Linked DNA regions of Homo sapiens: region 2 is linked to region 1. A link is an interaction called in ENCODE POLR2A ChIA-PET data of the cell type or tissue named here. Cell type or tissue: MCF 10A. All regions are shown on one strand. Links, peaks and the distances in the headings refer to the core of each region. The heading gives the core; the rest is flanking DNA.

Region 1 (11,628 bases), core at 2,015-10,014:
TCCTATCCTCTGCCCATATTTCTATGAGGTAGTATGTGTTTTTCTTATGATTTCTGAGAATCTTGTATATGTTCTAGATAGAATTCGTGAGTTGTCAGTATCTTCTCCCCCACATGACTTGTCTTTTTCACTTTGTTTATGGTGCTTTTTGTCATACAGAGTTATTAATTTTAGTGTGGTAAAATGTATCTGCATTTTTTTGATGATTTTTGTTCATCTTCTCTCATTAAAAAATTCCTTCCACATACTGAGATAAAAAAGAAGTCATTTATATTTTTTAAATAACATTTTTTACAGTTTTGCATATCACATTTGGCTCTTTTAATCTATCTGGAATTAATTTTTGTGTATAGTGTGAGGTGGGCTCTAATTTTATCTATTTTTTCTCTGCTATGATTAGTCCTTTGACTCAACACCATTTAGTGAGTAGGCAATTCTTATCTGCTGTTTCTGGGCACTTTATTTTATTCCACTGGTCTATTTGTATATCCCTCTCACCCATGTCTCACTAATTTAGTTTTTATAACTTTGTAGTTTTGGTATATTAATTCTCCCCAAATTGTCTTGGCTATTGGCTCTTTATTCATCATATGATTTTTAGGATCACCTTGTCACATTTCACTAAAAAGATTAGATTTTAATTGAAATGGAATAAATGGATAGATTAACCTAAGGGAGCCTTGCCATATTTAAGCTACTTCGTTTTTTGTTTTTTTTTTAGTCCCTGGGCATGACTTATTTCTTCTTATGTTTAGAGCTTTCTTAAAGTCCCTCAAGAGAGTTGAAAATTTTTCTTTACATCTTTAATTGGGTTTGTTTTTAGGTACCTTATGGTTTTGTTGCTTTTGCATGGTGTCTTCTTATCATTACTTTTTCTGAGTCTTTGTTTTAGGTGTACCAGAACTTGTACTTTTGTACACTGATTTCATGTCCACCATCTTTGTAGAATTCTCTTACTACTGTGAGTGGCTTTTTTTTTTTTTTTGTAGGCAACTCTTATATTTTGGATGCAGGCAGCATCACCTGTGAATAATGATAACTTTGTTTTTTCCTTTATAATCCATATGCCTTTTCTTTCTTTTTCTTTACTTATTACATTAACCAGTACTTCAAGTCCAATACTGAATAGAAAGAGTTTCAGTGGGTGTCCTAGACTGATACTTCACTTTACAGCTATGTCTTGACTTAGTCCGTGTTCCCTGTGAACACCACCTTACCTCTGACCATCCTGCCCACTTTACGTGGCATTGTTGATTAGTAATTTAGTTCCTTTTTTGTGTATGTATTCATAAATTAGACATTATATATATATAAATAAAATTGTCATTATATCCACTAATATCTTTTGCTCCTCACACCATTTTCTTGCAGACCATTCTTTTCTTCCATTTAAATTTCCTCCCCAAGAAATGTCTTATAGTACTTATTTCCCCTGAACTTGTATAGTAAACTCTCTATTTTCCTGGAAAAGTCTTTATTTCGAGTCATAATTTAGCTATTTTCAACACTTGATGATATTATTCTATCACTTTCTGGCCTGGCCTCTATTATTATAATTAATAATCTAATTGCTGCTTCTTGTAGGTAATCTGTCTTTCCTCTCAGGATGCTTTTAAGATTTTTTCCTTCATATTTTTGGATCTTTTGATATTTCACTAGAATATGTGTGTATAGGTTGAATTTATTTTTATTTATCCTCCTTAGAATTCATTGAATTTCTTGACTTGGAGGATTTATATCTTTCATCAATACTAGAAAATTTATCCTACAGATCTTCAAATATTGTCTTTCTGCAGTCTCTATGATCTCTTTATAGAAGTCCCATTAGATATATTTTGGGTCTCTTCATTCTGTCTTCCATGTCTGTTAACTTTAATCATATTTTCTCTATTTTTATCTCCCTGGGCTGTATACTGTGGAGTTTCCTCATATGTGTTTTCCTGTTTACTGACACTCTCCTTAGTTATATATAATCTAATAGTTAACCTATCTATTGCCTTTAATTTCAATGATTATATATTTTATTACAAGAAATTTTGTATTTGCCACTTTTTCAAATTATCTTTTTTTCATTTCATTGCATTCTATTATTTTATTTCTTTACATATCTTTTCTATTATTTCAAGTACTGGAGCTTTAATCTTCTTGTTCTTTGTATTAGCTAACTTATCCTTATGCTGATTATTTCCTTGTGTGCTTCAAAAATTTTGATTACAAGTCATGTTTAGTAGTGCTTGTTTTCCCCATGGAAATGCAGTGTACTCAGGATTGTGAGAGTAGCCTAATAGAGTAGTTTTGTTTGGTTTTCTTACTTGACCCAGGGGTGTTATTTTCTTGGCCTAAGTGTTCCTGAATCCCGCTGAACATGTAAATTCAGCCCATAAATCCATGTCACACACAATCCTGAGTTTTGATTTCTCAGGGTTTTGCTTTTTCTCATTCACTCAGAGACAGAAGCTTCCTTGTTATCTATTTTTGCTGTAGAGTTGATTTTCATGCAGTTTATTTAACTGAAGGTACAGTTCTTTAAGGGTTATAGCTTAGCGCAGAATCTTAGTTCCAACTTCTGTCCACATAAGGTCTAAAGACCTTATCACTTCTCTTGAGTGGACATTAAAACTTACCCATTAGGCTGGGCATGGTGGCTCATGCCTATAATCCCAGCACTTTGGGAGGCCAAGGCTGGTGGATCACTTGAAGCCAGGAGTTTGAGAACAGCCTGGCCAACATGGCAAAACCATATTTCTACTTAAAAAAAAAAAAAAATTAAGCCTTGTGTGGGTGGCGTGTGCCTGTGGTCCCAGCTACTCAGGAGGCTGAGACATGAGAATCGCTTGAGTTTGGGAGGTGGTGGTTGCAGTGAACTGAGATGGGGCCACTGTACTCCAGCTTGGGTGAAAGAGCGAGACTCTGTCTTAAACAAAACAAAAAATAAAACAAAGCAAAGCAAAGCAAAACAAAACAAAACACATAAAAAACCCAACCCATTAAATCTTTGTTACCAGGACTAGTTACTGCCTATGGGACAGCTGCAATTTCAATTCACACGCTTCCTCCTTTGTATTTCAATTCCTCCTAGGGATTTCCTTTTATATCTTTCAAGTTCAGCAATATATCTTTTCAAATATATTTGAAAATATATTTCTGTACTTTATCAGTTTTTCTAGAAATGTGTAGCAAGAGATTTTCTTATTCTGCCATCTTTCTAGTACTGAATCCTTGAATGACTTTTACAAAGAGAATAAAATAGGAAAGCATAAAATAGTCCCTGGGAAATACACACAGTCTTCTAAGACTTGAAACTAGATGTTCCTAATGGAGAGGTTAGTAAGAGTGCCGGACACAGCACAGGGGAAGATTTGAGGAAGGAAGTGGGTGAGAAACAGCAGTGCATTAATGGGCAATTACTTTCTGCCCCCTCAGATGGTACGTGAGTGCTTAGCTAATGGCAGTTCACTTAGAAAAGTGATCATTGGTAAGTCCTTACCAGCAGCTCCCAAAAATATCTTGCCTGAAGTGATCGAGCCTTTTTAGGAAACGAAAGATCAGATTCAGAAAGCAAGGAGATGGTTCTCAAATTCTAGTGAAGACAAATTCTAGAAGAAAAGCTTTCAAAGGGTGTTGTTGACCAGAGAAGCTGAAGGATTCAAGCTTTCTTGTAGCTTTATAAATAAGAAGGGAAAGAAAACAGAATGAAAAGCAGGGGATGAGGGTACACAGGGTTGAGTTGAAAGCATGAGTGTAGGAGTTTTCACTGCAGACATAGCTGATTTGAGGGGGAAACATTGTTTTGCAGGGCTTGTGACCAAATTTCTTAGGATCCAAAGTGTCAGGAGAAATCCTATTTATTTGAAATCTAGTTGATAAGCCTTAAGCTGATTATGTCAGGTTGAGGTCACTTTTTCTTTTCAGCTTGGGTTGTCCCTTCAGACTCTGCTGTCCCTTCAGTTTCTTTTATCTTAAGGCATGGAGCCCTGTGCAGGCCTATGAGACCATCAGAAAAATAGAGGTGCAGCTCTGAGTTCACTCCAACTCTCAAAGGCTGTGACTTACTAGATATGAGGGAGAAAATGAAAGTGTACATAGTGAGGCAAATGCATTCCACTGGGGTTCCTGCATTCCTGGTCATGATGTTGATGAGTCCTATGAGCTAGAGCAATCTATTTAATTATTCTACACCAGGAGTCTCAACTGGGAGGTGATTTGGGCCCCAAGGGTCATTTAGCAATGTTTGGAAACATTTTTGATTGTCACAGCTGAGTGGGGGAAGTATATCTGGTGTCTAGTGGCTACAGGCCAGGGATGCTGCTGAATATCCTACAGTGCAAGGGCATCCCCTATGACAAAGAATTATGTGACTCAGAAATGCCAATAATGCTGAGCTTAAGACACCCTTCTCTACATGTCTTTTCTTATCTGCAACATGGAGGGGTTAGAAGAAGAGGTTGATGTGTGTGGCTAGATTAGGTTATTACCCATCTGTCTAACAGAGAGCACTTCAACCCACATCACATCTCTAGATACATGGAGGAAATGAAATTAGTTGAAAATGTTCCCCAATTTTCTACCAAAGAACAAAATATTGTACTCGAGATGTGAGCTTTGCAGGTTCACGGTGACCACTGTGTCTGCCTCCACGCATTGGGTCATTGGTCTTGTCATGTTAGGTTTGCGAGTTGCACTTGCACCTGTGAAGGGAAGGTTGAGGACAGGCTTCCTTGAGCTGAACTGATTGTCTCCAGAATGGTTTTATCAGCTGTAGCTTCTCCCACAGCACCTTCCCAACATGGTGCAGATCCTAAGGAGTCCATGTCCTGCTTGTGTCCATTTGGCTTTGTTTATAGTTTCCATTCATTTATTTATGCATTTATTCATTCATTTAATAAACATGTATTCAGAGTCCACTAGACATAAGGCAGTGCATTAGTTACTATGGAGAATGCAAAGATGAATGAGCCAAGCCCCTTGTAGTATAGTGGGGAGCCAAGATGTGTACACCACAGTATCTGAGGCAGGGTGACATAAAGTGCCAGCAGTACTCAGAGGAGAGAGAGATCACTTTTGTCATATGACCACAAATTGCTTCATAAGGGAGGTAGCATATGGGCTGGGCTTTTAAGTCTAAATAATTTTTTGGCAGGTGGCTATGGAAGAAGGGGTAAGGAAGGGAGAAAGAAAATGAGAAATGATATGGAGGAGGTCAATTACAAGGTGTTCTCAGGGAAGGGTTAACAGTCCTGCTTCATTGGAGCAGTAGTAGGAGATATTGCTAGGAGCATAATGGCAGGTAATAAGGACTTAGACTGGATGACATTTAAGTTTTCTTTCAACCCTAAGATGATAAGATCTTATGATTGGATAGTTATATTTGATAGGCACTAGAAAACTCATTCATTCATTCAACAACAACAAAAAATTTATTAAAATTTTTTTTTTAACCAGATACTGTTCTAGGCATTGGGGATACAACATTGTACAAGCGCTTCAATTTTATTGCACTGAAAGGTGAGATAGGGTCAGAGTTGAGCTGTGCAATGAATTTTTGTGGTAGAACCTGGAAGAGGAAGATGGATGAGGAGACTCTGCCCATCTCCTGAATGGAAGGTAATACTGACTCGAGGGGTGGTGGTGCAAATGGCAAGGACAGGAAGACTGTGACTGTGGCATAGAGAGAAAAATGACAGGGCTTGGGGAATGCTTGTTGTGGGAGTTGGAGTCAAGGATGCAGCCAAAGTTTTGTGCCCGAGTTAGGGGGAGACTGCAATGCTGCAAACAGCATTAGAGACCTAGGAGGGAGCTGGTTTGTAGAGAAAGAGGATGAGTTTGCTTTTAAACAAACTGATTCATGGTGCTGTCAGGTCATCCAGGTGGAGGTGCCCATTTGAGCCATGGTGAATATAGTACCAGACAACAACAAAAACAAAAACCAACAAAAAACAGAGCCGAAGATAAAGGTTTGGAAGTCTTCTGGATATTAGCTTTATTTGAAGCCATCCATATGGATGAGATCACTGAGAGAGTGCATACATAGTGAAGAAGGCAGACACCGGGATCTGAGGAATGTTCACATTTAGGAGGCAGGAGAAGGAAAGGTGAAGAAGATGAAGGAGCAGTTAGGGAGGTAGAAGGAGGAGTTTGGAAATGCTCCTGAGGGAGGCAGGAAGAGGAAAGCCAATTCATGCTGAGTCCCAATATATAAGAATGTGTGCACACCCTAATAGCCTCCAGGGAAACAGACTTTGGGGTGAAAAAATTCCCTGGAACATATTTAGCTGTAAAAGTGTTGAGCCACCTTATCATGTTATCACTTCTTAGTGCTTCAGCCAGAGGGTGAGGAGGGAGGGGGAGTGGAGGAGGCTTTCCAGTGAGTCATCCCTCCTGCATGTTAGGAGTTTTGGTTAAAAGATTTACAGAGAGAGAGAGTGAGAGAGAGAGAGTGAGAGAGAGAGAGCGTGAGAGAAAGAAAGAGAGCAAGAAAGCGAGAGAGAGAGCACGAGAGCACACAAGTGAGCGTGAGCGAGCTGCTTGATTTATTTTAATTTTTTTTAGAGATGGAGTCTCTAAAATATTTTTTTTTTTATAGATAGGATCTCTGTCACCCAGGTTGGAGTGTAGTGCTGTGATCACAGCTCACTGCAGCCTTGAACTCCTGGGTTCAAGCATTCCTCCCATCTCAGCCTCTTGAGTAGCTGGGATTATAGGCATGTGCCAAAACACTTGGCTAATTTATTTTTATTTTTATTTCTTGTAGAGGCAGATTCTCTATGTTCTCTATGTTCTCTATTCTCTCTATGTTGCCCAGGCTGATCTCAAACTCCTGGCTTTGGGTGATCCTCCCATCTCGGCTTCCCAAAGTGCTGGGATTACAGGCGTGAACTGCCACATCTGGCCTTGATTTATTTTCTAATAGGTTCCTAGGGCACTGTGGCAACAATGCCTTTTCCCCTGAGAGGTATATAACCAAGGAGAGGACATTTGGGGACCTTCTATGATTGATTTTTGTCTGTGCCATCTTGTTCCCCATAGCCTTGATGGCCAAGTGGCTATGTGGGGATCTGTAGTTCACACAAAGCCTACAGTTCCCAGGTAAAGGGACTTTTTATCTTTTCACCTTTGGCCATGGCTTGGAGGAAGCTTTGGGCCTACTGCTTGGCTCTTATCAAGTCCTGAGTGACCCCCTGCTCTTCTACGCTAGGCCCTTGAAACTCTCCTCAACTAGTCTTAAGTTCCAGGCTACAATTTCTCCTTCAGCTTGTCTCTTGCAATAAGGTTGTCTTGGTCTGTTTTTGCTCCTATAACAAAATACTCTAGAACGGGTAATTTATAAACAGCATAAACTTATTTCTCACAGTTACGGAGCCTGGGAAGTCAAAGATCAAAGTGCTGGCAGGTTAAATGTCTGTCGAGGACACGGTCTCTGCTTTCTTGAATGCTGCTTCCTCCAGAGTAGCTGATGGCAGTATCCTCACATGGCAGACAGCTGATGGACAAAAAGGGCCTAGCTACTTCTCTCCAGCCCTTTTATAAAACACTAATCCCATCCATAAGATTAGCCCTGATGGCTTAATCATGTCCTAAAGACTTTACCTCTTAATACTTCTGCATTGGGGATTAAGTTTTAACATGAAATTTGAAGGTGATGCAAACATTCAAACCATAGCAAAGGGCAGTAGTAAGATGTAGTCTCTGGCATTTGGCAGGCCCAGGCTCCAAGTGTAGTTCTGTGTGATCTTAGTGTAGGAACTTAGTTTCTCTGATCTTTATTCGCCTTATTTGGGAAATGGTTGAAGCTAACCATACCTATGTTGTAGGATTCTTGTGCAGATCAACGAGGCAACACATATATAGTGCTTCAGCCTTCCACAGATGTTGGTTACTGTTGCTGCTTTGAAGAGTTTCTTTGATTTTTTTTTTAACTTAATACTCTTTTGGTTGAGTTGCTTTCAGAATTTCTTTCCCTTTTCTCCCAATGTTTTTCAATTAAGAAAAAAATGTAATTAATTTGAAGAAAATTATAACCTAACACCTCTTAGCCAACTTCTGTGCGGCTCTTGGGGAAATAAAGGGCCGTGAATGCTTTGATTATAGTGATATAATTCCCTTTTGGAAATAAGTTTGTTTTTTTACATCATCTATAATGCCTGGTGTCTGTCCCTGCAAATATAACAATAATACCACCCACAGTGGTGTGACACTCTGTGTTTACAAAGAATTTTCATACATATCAACAATCTCAGTATCATTCTGTAAACTGGGTCTTTCACCCTCAGTGAAAGTAATCCCTTTTCTGATATCACCACCTCATAAAGGTATCTGCACCCTCATGTTCATTGCAGCATTATTTACAATAACTAGGATATGGAAAAAACAAAATGTTCATCGATGGATGAATGGATAAAGAAAATGTGGTGTATGTAGACACACACACACAATGGATTTTTATTCTGCTGTAAAAAAGAAGTAGATCCTGCCATTTGCCCCAACATGGATGGACCTGGAGGACATTATGCTAAGTGAAATACACACAGCATGATCTCACATATGTAGAATGAAAAAGGGAATGAAACAGTGGTTAGCACCAGTGGGTGGGGGGTGGGGACTGGAGGAGGAAGTAGGGAGACGTAGGTCAAAGGATACAAAGTAGGTATGTAGGATGAATGAGTCTAGAGATCTAATGTGGGGCATGTGGAATAAAATTAATAAAATTGTATTGTATTAGAGACTTGTGTTAAATAAGTAGATATCAGCTGCTCTTGTTACAAAAAAAGTAACTATGTGAGATAATGGATGTTAATCTTCTTCACTGTAGTAACCATCTTACTATCTATATGTATCCGATAACATCCTGTTGTAAATCTCAAATGTACACAATAAAATTTATTTTTTAAAAAAGGAAGTTGTCTTTTGACATCACCTATAATGCCTGGTATCTGTACCTGTAAATATAATAGTAATACCACCTACAGTGGCATGACACCGAGTTTACAAAGCATTTTAATACACATCTCTACCATCTCAACATCATTCTGTGAGCTGGGTCTTTCAGCCCCAGTGAGCTGGTGACTGTCTTCAGGTTTTAGATGCACGCGTGCGTGTGTGTGCGCGCGCACTTGAGGTATTGCTTCTTTTAACACAAAAAGCTGAAGTTTCAAAGCAGGTGGGGTGTGGGTTAAACACCGTTCTAAATGGCAGGCCTGCTGTTCATGGGGAGGGAGAGTGGCCTGAAAGTTTAAAAATAACCTGAACATTATAGACTCCTGTGAATTCTACAGCCCAGAGCACTGTGAGTCTGTGGGTGTTTTACCTGCTGGAGTGCAGGCAGGAAAACTAGTTGAGATGCAGGAGGATTTAAATTCGCTGAGTCCTTTAGTGGCATGGGCTGGCAGCAGAAGTATTTGTGAAAAAAAATTAAAGCCAGAACTAATGATCAGGATCGATGTTCCTGAATGGTAGGAACAGTGCTACCCTTTGATTTGCTGAACACCGCATAGTATTTGTATCGCCGGTGCAGCAGACCCTTGTTTTCTATGACTGAACAACTATCCTTCCCCCTTGCTCCCTGAACTCCCTTACTGACCTCTCCAGAGTTTGGCTGATACCTTTTGCAGATAGCTAACTGAGGCTGGCCTACCAGGGAGCTCAGGGTTGGGACATTTTGGATAGACTTAGCCATTCATTGAAAAACAAGTAAATGGTGTAAAACCATGCTAATTATGCATAAATTATGGGCAATAGCATACCCTTTGAATTTTGAGAGTTTTGAAGGGTTGAAATAATTTTTGAATTAGCACTCAGTTCTTGATCTGACTCCTGTTGCTCTGGGATATTGCAATGCAAAATGACAGCAGCAGTAGGAGGAGCAGGTTGGGCTACGAATGTATCATCACATTTGGTTTATCAGTAGCCCCATGCGATTCAGAGGGCAGGTACTACTTTTGCCATTTTTGCATGTAAGGATATAAACCCAACCAGGACTGAGGTGCAAGCCTCCTGGTGTTGTTTCCACCCTGATAACTCATTTATTCTGAGGCCCTTCGGCACCATCTGTAGAGTCTGGATATATTCTTGCCTCTTGGAACTGTAGAATCATCATGAAATCTCTATTCTCTAGCTCAAATTTCTATTAATGATATCAGCGAGATGAATTAAAGTGGCTAAGATAATGGGTTTTGAAGTCAGGGTGACCTAGGATTGATCTTTTGCTATGTCACCCACCACCTATGTGACCATCAGGGAAGTTACTTAGTTCCTTTCAGTCTTGCTTCTCTTCCTGTAAAATGGGGTTTATAATAGCACTTGCCACATGGGCTTATTTTGAGAAATAAGGAAAGTGAATCTGGTTAGCATGGAGCCTTGCACATTGTAAGTATTTAATACCTAGGACAAATAATATTATAAACAGCATCACCTATACTTTTCTTTGTAATTATTCTTTATTTGTTTGATCCATGTCCATTTTTCTTTTTTTTACAGCTCCAGAATTTGCAATATGAAAATAGAGATTATTTAAACAAAGGAAAGTAGCATAACTGGAAACTTTGAATTATTCTATTAATACTTGACTACATATGGAAGAATATTATTGAAAAATATGATCCAGTGATGGGGTGGTTTTGTGAAAAAATACAAGCCTTTAAAGGAAAAAGCTAAATCTTGAGTGCATGTATATGTGTGTGTCCAAGGAGTTGGCTTGTCAGTGGTGTTAGGAGGATTTCAGAAATTCTCTCTTGATTGAGAATTACATTTCCACCTTTCCAATTTGTAAACTGCACATTAGGAATATTCAGAAACCTGCAAAAGAGCCTGTAATTCTTCACATTTGAATGTACTGTATTAAGCCTGTCTGAAAACTTCCCGTAGCATGGGAAGATAACCTGCATGTTTGTACACTTGGCTGGCAGAACGTGAGATCACATCAGAATCTAGTGCATGTCTTTGCAAACGTGTGTGTCATTTTCATATGTAATTCTTCATAAGAGAAATAGGCATGATGACATTTGCCTTTTTGTAAAGAAGAGATAGAACGAATTAATACTGTAGTTGATATGGGTTTTTTTTGAAGCAGGACTTTATTATCTTATGTTTAATTTTCTGTGGAAAGGGATCTCAAAATATTCTTTAGGTGGGGAGCTGTTTCCTTTTAATAACTGATTCCCCAGATCTTATTTCAACTCCGTTTCTAAGAGCAAGAAATATTCCTCATAAGACAATGAACCCTATTGTTTAATGATTGATAAGATGGTGCTTGGGCAGTTAGTGTGCTGGAGAAGTTACCCCTGAGTTAGAGGCACTTAATTTCCTACAAGGGAAGTAAATACCCCTTTTTGATATATATTTATTCCTGTTTATATCATCTGGGTTGATGTCCACTCAACTCACAAGAAACAGCTGGGAACACCTGGCAGCAGAGAGAGGCTTCTAGTCAGAGCTAGAATGTGTTAGGGGAAGGGTAGCTCCTCAGACAGGGCCCAGATACCTGATTGATGCCCAAGCTCTTTTTCACCAATAACAGTTGCAGGAGATCCATGCATTCAGTGACAATTTATTTTGCAAAGGCTTGCTATGAGGATAACATAATGCAGGCACTCTAGGTAAAAGAACAAAGAGAAAGATATGTCCTCTACTCCT
Region 2 (11,628 bases), core at 1,207-9,206, 72 kb after region 1:
CTGGGATTACAGGCATGAGCCACCATGCCTGGCCAACATGATTATTTCTTTACAGATAACTTTTGTTTCCTCTTTCATTGGAAGCATTAGCATTTTTTCCTTACTTTTGGTGCTGTAAAATTTCACTAATATGTGTCTTATATGATGGTTTCTATTTATTTTTATTTTTATGGCATTTTAAGATTTCTATTTTTATTCAATGCTGGGAAGTACTTTTGAATTGATTCTTTTACTTTCAAATTCTCTGCTTCTCCACTTCTTAATTTTGCTTCTCTCCATTTTATCTATTCTTTATTTGTAGCACTTGTTTTAAATGATGTTGGAATTTCTTCCCTCTATTTTTAATCTTTTCTTTATATTTTTCATCTTTTTCTTACTCTTGTGTTGATTTCTGGGAACACTGCTCAGTTCAGTTTTTCACATCTCAAATTCACCTGTCTATTTTGCCACTCAATCTACTTAATCATTTTAAAAGTTTTCAGTTATCGAAATGTTCAATTGCACCATCTCTAGGTAATTTTGTAAAATGCTTGCAATATTCTCACACTTTTCTCTAAGCTGATAATTATATGTCTTCATTCTCATTGAGTATAAGTTCTTTGATTGTTGAGTTTGTTCTCTCTCTCTCCGTGGTATTGAAATTCCTCAAGTTTTTGGTGATTCTTGATTGTAATATTATCTTCTTTCTACCATGTCTGTTTGTGCAAACTTCTTGGAAGGAGAATACCTATGAAGCTAATAGTCTGGCAAGGGTATAGAAGTGGTGAGACCTGCTGCTGGATGGGTCACTTTGATGACCAGTCCCCTGGGAGAGAGCACTTCCTGTTCCTCTCAGGCATGGAAAGGCATGAGAGCACTTCCCCATCTTTCTCACCCAACTTTCATGCCCATTGCCCCTGCTTGTGGGCATATTTTCCTTTTTGCTGCCTGGTCTGAGGGATAAGGTGGGTTAAGGAGGAGGGTTAAAGTGAGTGCTTGATCTTCCTGCTACTGTATTCAAACCATCACCCTGTTGGTCACCTGGATCCCATCAGATCCCAGTGGCCACCCTCTGTAGGTGGGAGCACTTGTGGTGACATGCCTACATTTAGAGTGGTCATATTCTCTTCTGAGGGCTGGGGGCCGTGGTTTCTTTTTCTTTTCTTTTTTTTTTTTTTTTTTTTTGAGATGGAGTTTTGCTCTTGTTGCCCAGGCTGGAGTGCAGTGGCACGATCTCGGCTCACTGCACCCTCCACCTCCAAGATTCAAGTGATTCTCCTGCCTCAGCTTCCCAAGTAACTGGGATTACAGGCATGAACCACCACACCTGGCTAATTTTGTGTTTTTAGTAGAGACAGGGTTTCACCTTGTTGGCCAGGCTGGTCTTGAACTCCTAACCTCAGGCGATCCACCCACCTTGGCCTCCCAAAGTGCTGGGATTACAGGTGTGAGCCACCACACCTGGCCTGTGGTTTCTTTTTAAAAATCAGATTGTAGCTACTTTCTGTCCAGAGGGGATTCATCACAACATCTAGCCTAGTGAGGGTTTGTTTCTCTTTTTTCTGTCCAGTGTGGTTACTGTATGTATATAGAAAATGATTTCTAGGAATTTGGTGGAAGGGGGGAGAGGTCACAGTGTGTGTTCAGTCTACCTGTCTGAGAGAGAAGTTGAGGCAATATTTTCTTCTAACCTCTCTGAGTCTCAGTTACTTCACATTCAAAATGAGGTGGTGATGATGATGAAGCATGAGGGTGGTAGTGGTGATTCTCAGTTAATATTTGAAATTGGAGTGTATGTCAGGCACTGTTCTAAGTACTTTACCTGTGCAAACACATCTAATGCCTCAACAACCCTATGATGTCTATTCTATTACTATTGCCATTTTATAGATGAAGAAACAGAGGTACAGTGAGATTAAATAATTTACCCAGATAAGGGGCTACCTACTATGTAGGATTAGTTTGAGAATTATTAAGCTAACACATGTAAAGCACTTAGCATAGTACCTGAAATATATTGGAACAACAAAAATGGCACTAATAAATATATACTGAGTGAATGAAAAGTCACCAAATATTTATATTCCATGCAGTTTGCAGAAGATCTTGTAGAAGTTAGTTGGACAGGGTGCCCTGTTCTAGTGTTTTCTGTCTTAGTGTTTTTATGTAATATAAAAGCTGTGTGTTTCTGGCCATTTGATTCTTACCCTACCAGCTCAATATTTAAAATTTTTACATATTGAGTTATTGGTGCTTGAAACCATTTTAAATCTTTCTGCTTTCTCATATGATATGATTGCAAATAAATTAGGTAATGAGTTTTAAAAAATCAGTTGTGGTTAATCTTTCAGGTTCAGAGAACTGAAAAATATATCTGCTTTAAGGGAACTTACATTCTAATTTCCATACACATATATATTACATGCATTTTTATACATGCTGCATGAGAAAGATGTCCTTTATATGGTGGTTCTGTATTGAATACCAGCATCCAGCACATTGTCTGGCACAGAGCAGGTGTTCAATAAAGTACTGCTGATTCAATGGAATCTTTTTCATGTGTTATACGTAAATGTGCATGTATATGTAAATTGGAATGCAAATCTGTGCCTTCCTGGGACCCATAGTCTAGTGGAAGAGAGTGACAAGAAGCAATTGCAATACATCACCGCACTAATGCTCTGTTGAATGTATTCTGGGAGTATGGAAGAAGGAGAAGGTGACTGTGTTTGGGAAAAAAAAAACACAGAGAGGTGATATTTATTTAAGCTGGATGTTGAAGGTGGGTAGGAGATTGCCAAGGAGAACATGGGAAAGGGCATTCAGTCAGGGAAAGTGGAGGAAAGCAAACTGACTAGCAAAGTCCTGAGAATCTACAAAGTGAAAATCTGTTCAGTGATATAGTGTTAATCTGAAAAGGCTTCTGTTGAATTTTGAAAAAGATCATGCAGAAGATGATAAGCATGGTTTCACAAAATGTAATATAATTCTGCAATTCTTTGCCTAAAGGCTTTCAGTGGTTTGCTGTTTTCTGCAGCAGAATACAAGATCCCTCCTGACCTGACCACATGCAGCCTGCCCTCCAGCTATACTGGACTACTTGTGGTTCCTTGAATTGTGTGCTATTTCATGCCTCCTTCCTTTTGAATGTGCTCTTTTGCATGCTGTAACACCAACCCTGCCATCCCTCTGGCTGGTATCTATTCAGCTAAGTGACTATTCCCTGACTGTGCTTCCTCCCCATTTCCTTCTATTTTCCGTTACTCGTTGACTAGGCTCACCCTAAACTTCACTCACCCAGTTGACATTAGTATCTCCTCCACTACATAGCTTCTCACCAAGGGCTTGAAGGCAGGGGTTGTATTGTATTCTATTTGAACTCCTTGTGTGCCTGGCACTTAGTAGTCATTCAGCAAATATTACCAAATGAACAGATAATGACTGAACAAGCTAATTAATGAATTAATGAATGAATGAATGGCAGATATGAAAGGGGGAAGAATTCAGGAAGACAGGCAAAATATTTCAAGGATACCTTTAAGGCCAAATGAAGAAATGGAAGGTTGATCCAGCCAATCCTTGTCACATGATCACCTTCATGGGAGGAAGAATATATTATTCCCGGTCTGCTTACCCCTTCTCTAATGGTCCTTTTACCACTACTAATGCTCTGTATGAGCCTCTCAATCCAGGTGTCCCGCAAGGTCTGAGTCCCACTGAAGCTTTTCTTAAGTTGAGTAAAAGTAACCTGAAAAAACTGATAAGCATTTTTCTTAGTAGAAATCCTTCCTCTGAGCAGTAACCTCTGAATATTATGTATAAAACCATTACATTACTTAATGGATAAGACTCATGTTAAAATTCACCTTGTCTCCACAGAAGATAGACCCAGAGTTTAGTCTTTGCTTTTAGTGGCCACATGTAAAAGTGGTGTACAGTGGAGCTGTATTACTTATTATAGGTCTTGTGTTAAAATAGGACAAAGGTAAAATTAGAAACCAGGATGCCAGATTTCAGGTCCCCAGTCTTACAACAAATAAACATGCTTCCTATTTAGGTCCTCTTTGGTCTCTCTCCTCCTTATCATCACCATCAGCAGATGCTCAATGAACACCTCCTATTTGGGTGTGACATCCTGTTGTGTGCTTGTGATGCACAGTTAGACCCTTCAGATTGTTTATAATAAGGGAGATGGAGAACCTTCACAAAATCCCCCGATGTAAACGCATTTCCTAGATCCCTTGTGGAATTTATTGTAATTCTATACATGCACACAATAAACATCAGAGGGCTTCGAGTAGGTGCCTCATCATCAGGAATGCCCTGTATCCTCATCTCCCAAACCGTGGCACAGGGCTGATTCCCCTGTGTTTACTACCCTAATCTCTGTGCTCTATGGCAACATGGTGTTTTATATGGCTTTTATATGGTAGTGTGTACTCCTTGTGTGCCTGGCACTTAGTAGTTATTCAGCAATATTTGATAAATATTGAACAAATTAACAAATGAATGACACATATGAAAGTGAGAGAATTAGGAAGGCAGATGATGGGGTTTAGAATATGCTCCCCAAAATATGTCACCTTGGCGTACTCAATGTTTTAAGCTAAAGGAATTTGAAAAACAACGTGTGCAGGAAAGACTCTCTGGTCTTCCCCTGAAAGAGCTCATAGAACGCTCATGTGAGAGGTGCCCTCCCATCCCTGGAGGAAAGGAGCATCGTGATCCCTGAAGACAGAGGGACACTGACAGGGATATGAACAAATGGACCTCGCAAAGTCTCCCCTAGTTTACTGTACTTAGCCCACACCATTTTGTCTTATTGTATTTTTCCATAATTTTCCACTCTTCATCAAACCTGGTATTAAAACAGTCAGGTATAATCATTTCTTGGAGTCCTCATTTCCTTATAAAGGCTCCTGTGTCTTATAAAAGTTATACAGGTTAAGCATCCCTAATCCAAAAATCCAAAATCAGGAAATGCTCCAAAATCTGTAACTTCTTGTAACGTGGTATTCAAATGCTCATTGGAGCATTTCAGATTTTGGAGTTTTGGATTAGAGATGCTCAACTGGTGAGTATAACATGAATATTCCCAAATCAAAGAAATCCAAAACACCTCTGCTCCCATGCATTTTGGATAAAGGATATTTAACCTGAATTAAATAAATCTGTATGTTTTTCTTTTGTTAATTTGTCTTTTGTTATAGAACCACAGCTGAGAACCTGGAAGGGTAAAAGGAAAAGGTTTTTTCCTCCACTACGCGGGCAAAATATTGCAAGGATGTTCTTAAGGTCCTAAAAAATCTTAAGATTTAACAGGTTTTTAGGCAGAAATGTTGTACTTTCCATTTAGAAAGAAGTTGAAGCTTTATATCCAACATTATATATGTTTAACATAATAACAGTTAAAGATACACTTAAAAAAAGATGGAGAGAATTTTCAAGGAATAGGATTTCAGGAGCTAGAGGTACTAGGAGTTATGAATCTCCCCATTAGATAGGTAGACAATGAAAAAAAAAAGGGGGAAGGGGATGATTTGCAGTTTGATGGTAACAGGATCGTTGAGAGCAGCAAAACAGAAGTAAATTGATGCTCATCTCCCAGATTAGTTGAGAACGGCCTAATTAGCTAATGAACAGTTCCAGTCCTATGTTCTGAAAGGCTCTGTTTCTGGGCAAGCCGCAGTGCTTAGCAGCAGCTGCTAAACCATGTGGACATGCTAACACCAAGCAGAGGAGCACATGTTATGTTTTGACCTGCAAAGACTCGTCTTTTTGAGTCACACATTCTTCAAGGAGTATTAGAGATCTTGTTTCTTCGTATAATAGAGAAGTAGCAGTCTCAGTGGCATGAACTCTGGAGCCAGACTGCCTGGGTTCAAATCTCAGCTTTGTCACTTACTAACACAGTGATCACTGCTGCTTGGTCTCTATGTCCTCATGTAGGCCCTTGCTCCCCACCATTGTATCAGGTTTGGTCTGGGTGACCAAGAGAACACGGCAGAAGTGAGGGTGTGGCTTTTGAGGCTAGGTCCTAGCAGACATTGCCATATCTTCCTTGCTCTCTTGGATCACTTGCTTGGTGGGGAAGCAGGTTACCATATCATGAGGACACTCAAGGAGCCCTATGGAAAGTCACATGATCAGGAACTGGAGACTCCTGCCAAAGCCATGAGTAAGCCGTCCTGGAAACCCAGATTAGTCAAGTGTTCAGATAACTGCAAACCCCAGCTGACAGCTTGACTCCAACTGTGGTTGGTTTCTTGACTGCAACCTCATGAGAGATCTTGAGCAAAAGATCCCCACAAAAACACTCTCAGATTCCCCACATTGCTAATTACTGTTTTAAGCCACGAAGCTTGCTTTTCAGAAGTGTTAATAGATAATTAAAGCAAAAAACTTTGTAAAGAACTAGTTTAAAGGATGTTCTTAACAACAGACTTGACTTGATGAAGAAATAGTGGCTGATATTGTTTGGCTTTGTGTCTCCACCCAAATCTCATCTTGAATTGTAATCTCCACAGTCCCCACATGTCAAGGGGGAGATCAGGTGGAGGTAATTGAATCATGGGGGTGGTTTCCCCCATGCTGTTCTCATGATAGTGAGTGAGTTCTCACGAGATCTGATGGTTTTATAAGGGGCTCTTCCCCATTGGCTCAGCACTTCTCCTTCCTGCTGCCTTGTGAAGAAAGTGTCTTACTTCCCCTTTGCCATGATTCTAAGTTTCCTGAGGCCTCCCCAGCCACGCTGAACTGTGAGTCAGTTAAAACTCTTTCCCTTATAAATTACCCAGTCCCGAGCAGTTCTTTATAGCAGTATGAAATCGGACTAATACAGTGGCATGCCTTTTAATTTCTTGATTTATGGAATACCTTTAAAGTAATGTTACCTAAAGTAACTTTTGTGGAACAGTAGTCCTGCAAGATGCTCCATATATAAGGGGTTTGATGTGTTTATTAGTTTGGGAAATGCTGCATACTAGATCTCCTTCTTGGAAATACACGTTGCTCATAAGCATATTAAAGAATATAAACAAGTCTTAAGGATTTTTTGTTTGTTTGCGTAGTCCATTGTTTCCTAAACTCATATAACCAAGGAATTTTTAAAGTCAAATGTCACATATTAAAATATTAGAGAATACTCTGTAAGAAATGTTGTCTTATAACACTGATTCTCAGACTTATGCCTACATCAGAATTGTCTGGAAAGCTTAAAACGAGATTGTTGGGCCCCACTCCCTGTGTTTCTAATTCAGATAACCTGGGGTAGGGCTTGAAAATTTGCATTTCTAATAAGATCCCTGCTGATGCTGATGCTGCTGATGGGTGCGTGTGTCGGGAGGGGACCACATTTTGGGAACCACTGTTCACTAGGGTTTCAGGTTCCTGAGTAAGAGCTTAAAGAATGAACATGCAAATGGCCAATAAGCACAGGAACTGATGTTCATCTGCTATGGACTGAATGTTCCTGTCCACAAATTCATATGTTGAAACCCCAGTCCCCAATGTAATGATATTTGGAGGTAGGGTTTGGGGGAGCTAATTAGTTCATAAGGGTACAGCCTTTATGATGGGAATAGTGCTTTCAGAACAGCCGTAAGAGAGCTTGCTTCATCTCTCTCTGTCATGTGAGAACACAGTAAGAAGATGGTTCTCTGCAGACTGAGAAGAGGGTCCTCGCCAGGAATCTAACTGGCCAGCACCTTGATCTTGGACATCCCAGCCTCCAAAACTTTGAGAAATAAATTTCTGTTGTTGAGGCCACCCAGTGTATGGTATTTTTTAAAGCAGCTGGAACTGAGCAAGGCAACATCATTAGCCATTAGGGAAATGCAAATAAAAACCACGATAAGATACCACCTCACACCCATTAGGGTGGTTACAATAAAAGAGACAGACAATAACAAATATTGAGCAGGAATATGGAGAAATTTGGATCCTCACACATTGCTGTTGAGAATGTGAAATGGCACAGCCTCTTTTAAGCTCCTTAAAATGTTAAACATGGACCATATGACCCAGCTATTTCACCTCTAGAAATTTTAAGAGGCATAACATATACCCATACAAAAAGTTGTGCATTAATGTCCATAGCAGCATCATTCACAATAGACAAAAAGTATCCCAAGTGTACATCAGCTGATGAATGGGTAGACAAAATGTGGCATGTCAGACAATGGAATACTACTCGACAATGAAAAGCAACAAAGTACTGATACTTGCTATAATGTGGGTGGACCTGGAAAACATAAAGAAGTTCCTCACAACAGGCTACATATTTTATGACTCCATTTATATTAAAAAGTTCAGAATGAGCAAATCCATAAAGGGCGTACGATAGTTGTTACGAAAGGCTGGTAGAAGTGAGGTGGGGAGTTGACTGGTAATGGGTTTGGAGTTTTTTTGGAGCGTTGAAAATGTCCTAAAATTAGATAGTGGTGATGGTTGCACAATCCTGAATATACTAAAAAAAAAAACCCCACTGAATTGTACGCTTTAGAAGGGTAAATTATGTGGTTGTAAATTATAACTCAATAAAGCTGCTATAAAAATGCATATAGCTTCTAAATTAGGATGGCAACAAAAGTACAAATATCCAATTGCAGTATACGTTTTAACTTTATTGTAACCTATAAGGTGCCAGAGGCATACTACAAATGGTGGCAGTGGTGGGTTGGTGCAAGCTGAAAATTTAGATGTAGCTGGCGTTTTAGCACCCTTCTCCCCCTCCTTCATTCCCGTGCAGATAATAAATGTTTATTGTTGTTCTATTGTGGCCCCAAGTGAGCTGTGGACATGGTGGGGAAGCAGCAGGCTGACCCCGGAGGGTTTGCTAATCAGAGAGAGTGTAAAACCTGTTTCAGAATCTGTCATTTACATGGGGCAGCAAATGACAGATAGCAATTTAAAGGGTCACCTTTCCCAGGGTATGGCTGTTTGTTTTGGTCATTGTGGTTGGTTGTTTTGCATTTTAAGAATGTTTGGAGCCTTAAGCTAGCACAGTGGCTCTCCAAACTTCAGCGTGCATCAAAATCTTCTGAGGTTCTTGTTTAAAATGAAAAATTTGGCCCTACCCCCAGAGGGTAAGGAATCTGCCTGTTTAGCAAGCACTCAGATCATTCTGATGCAGGTGGCTCATGGACCACGGTAAAAACATTTCAGCTCCAAAAAAAAAAGTCTTGCTATGTTGGGGGTGTACATAAATAAGCATGGGGCTGATCTAACCAACCCCAGGACAGTAGTTACTCCCAGAAGGAGGGGATGAAAACAGGTTGGGTGGAGCCTTGCCTGTGTCTGAAATGTCTAGGTTTTTTAAAACATGATTTGAAAGAAATAACAGAAAATATTAACCCCTGTTACATATAATACCATGTTTGTTGTATCTTTTGCCTTATTTTTTGACTATTTGAAATGCAGTATCTCAAAGTATTTTGTCATACTTGGCATTTTAGATGTTCGTCCATTCCAGGGACTCAGCGCACTGAGGCAGGGAAGACAGTGGTCCAGTTGGTGGGCTCCCTGTGTCCTGCAGGGCTGTGGGGGGATGGCAGTGCTCCCAGCTTGGAATCCCCCCACACTGAGGTGGGAGATTTCCTCCTCCCACGTGAGGGTGTGGTCTTGACTACTCCTGGCTCCACACAGGCTGTCCCTTAGGGCAGGGGGCAGGAGCTCAAGAAGCTGGAGGATAGAATTTCTCCCCTGAGAACAGGAAAGAGAGGAGGCACGAGGAAACCACAGTCTGTCTGCTTTACCCTGATGGACTTCTGTTCAGGGAGTTTGGGTGAATTCCACATTTTGATCACAATAGTTGTCGCCTGCCTTTCTTTTCCCTCATAGCTTTCAAGACCCCTTTCATGTCCCTCTGTCTCCAGGAAAGATGATTTATTTTTTTCTTGGCCCAAGGCTCCCCCAGGGGCCCCAAGTCCAAACACTTTCTTTGCTGTTCCTTCAGGAGTGTTCTTTCTGTGATCCCATTATATTGAAATATATGCAGATGGAGCATCACGTGTGCCTCTAGGGGGTTGGGGAGGAGCCTAAGGAACCTAGAGAGCCATCCTGAGATGTGGGGAGAGGGTTGGGGTGCTGCAGGAGAGCGGGATGACTGGCCTGTGTTGACAGACACGCCGTGGGGAAGCAGAAGCTGCCCCGACAGTCTTGTAAATGGAGTGTTCACCTCTAGCAGATGTAAGGCATGGTTTGGAAGGGGATGTGTGCCAGGTCGTCAAGTTTCACAGCAGTCTCAGGCCAGTTGGGAAGCCTGGCAGCGTGTGCCATCCCTGAGCAAGAGGGAGGCTGGAAGAGAGGACTGTGGTCTGAAAGTTAGGAGCCCTGGGCTCTTGCTAGCTTCTTCCTTCTTCGAACCTCTGCCCTGCTGTGTGAGAGCAGGTAGTGCCCTTCCTCTGCCTTATGGAGTGATGAGAAGGAATTAGGGCACTTGGAAGATGCTGATTTCTAATCCTTTAGTTGCCACCAGGCCTCAGCCCCCTTGACTTTCTTCCTCACCCCCTCAATTTTCCTGCTGCCCTTGAGCTCTTCATAAAAGTCCCTGCTGGGGCCCTGCCTTCTGTTTTCTATCTCAAATTGTCCCCTTTCCCTTCCCAGACCTGTTGTCCTCTATGTTGAAAGTTTCTAAAGTTATGTGAGGGACTGTTTGGGGCTAGGGTGGAAGGGGGCTCTTAGTAGACACCACCACTCACCCATTCTGTGCCAAGCTTGGGGCCAGCTGCTGCGGTGATAAACACACCCTCTTCTCTACACAAAAAAGCCGTGCAGACAGTGCACATTCATCAGCTCCTGTTCTGCCTCTTCATGACAACTGTCCACCTCTCAGGACATGATGTGCTCTGAATATCAGTGTCGGGCCATTTCAAACCCAGGGGATTTGGTGTCTGGTGTTAGCCTGGGGTAAGAAGTAGTGACCCAGGCACTGGGCTCACCCCTTTCCTGCATTCTTTATGCCTGACAGTTTCTCAAGTCGTGCCTGTCCTTTTAAATCAAGCGATCTGTTCTTCCCTTTGATGTCGTCCTCCTGGCCACCAGCCTACATCCTCATTACCTGATAACTTAGATGATTTAAAGCCTCACTGGTTGGCTTCTTGCCGTCATTTTCTCCCCAGCTTCAGTCTGTTAACGGCCATGAAAATCTCACTAAAGCCCTTCTACAGCAAGGCACATGCCTAAATGGGAACCCAAAACATCTCCCTCTTTCCCATTGCCCCCTCTGCCCTGTTCTCTGTGGCTTTTGAAGCCTTCCTCAGCACTGATGCCACCTGAACTCCAGCAGTGCTCATGCCTGCCCCCGACTCTGGCCACCGATGCCACCTTAACTCCAGCAGTGCTGATGCTTGCCCCTGACTCTGGCCACCGATGCCACCCTAACTCCAGTGGTGCTCATGCCTGTCGCTTTGGATTTCTCACCCCTGTTCATGATCTGCCCTCCTCTGGAATCCTCTATCCTCTCCTCTTTCCTGTGCATCTTTCAAAGCCTTTCACGATGACACGGGCTGGTGCATTTGCATTCAGATCCTCTGTTCACTAGAAATGGAAGGGACCTTGGAGGTCCTTGAGTCCAGCTTCTTTCCAGAGTCCCCGCAAGGGGCAGTAACTTGCCACTGACTACACACTAGGTTATTCCAGGACCAGACC

The links. ChIA-PET counts read pairs that join two places held together with the same protein. Peaks named below come from ENCODE experiments on the same cell type or tissue, not always from the same donor. Only the 100,000 strongest peaks of a DNase experiment are listed, where the experiment ranks them.
Region 2: POLR2A ChIA-PET joins it to region 1 with 10 read pairs; 2 of 35 experiments call an interaction of 5 or more read pairs at or near these places.

Annotation. Positions count from the first base shown.
Region 1 is chr1:181,463,631-181,475,258 of GRCh38, forward strand. It overlaps a transcript of CACNA1E not described here. Among named protein-coding and RNA genes, the nearest start is that of CACNA1E, 14 kb to the right of the region's middle. In MCF 10A, for the core only: no CTCF peak of the experiment used is centred there; a DNase peak (open chromatin) is centred at 6,361.
Region 2 is chr1:181,535,953-181,547,580 of GRCh38, forward strand. All of the region lies in intron 3 of CACNA1E (calcium voltage-gated channel subunit alpha1 E), which reads left to right. Among named protein-coding and RNA genes, the nearest start is that of CACNA1E, 58 kb to the left of the region's middle. In MCF 10A, for the core only: no CTCF peak of the experiment used is centred there; a DNase peak (open chromatin) is centred at 6,139.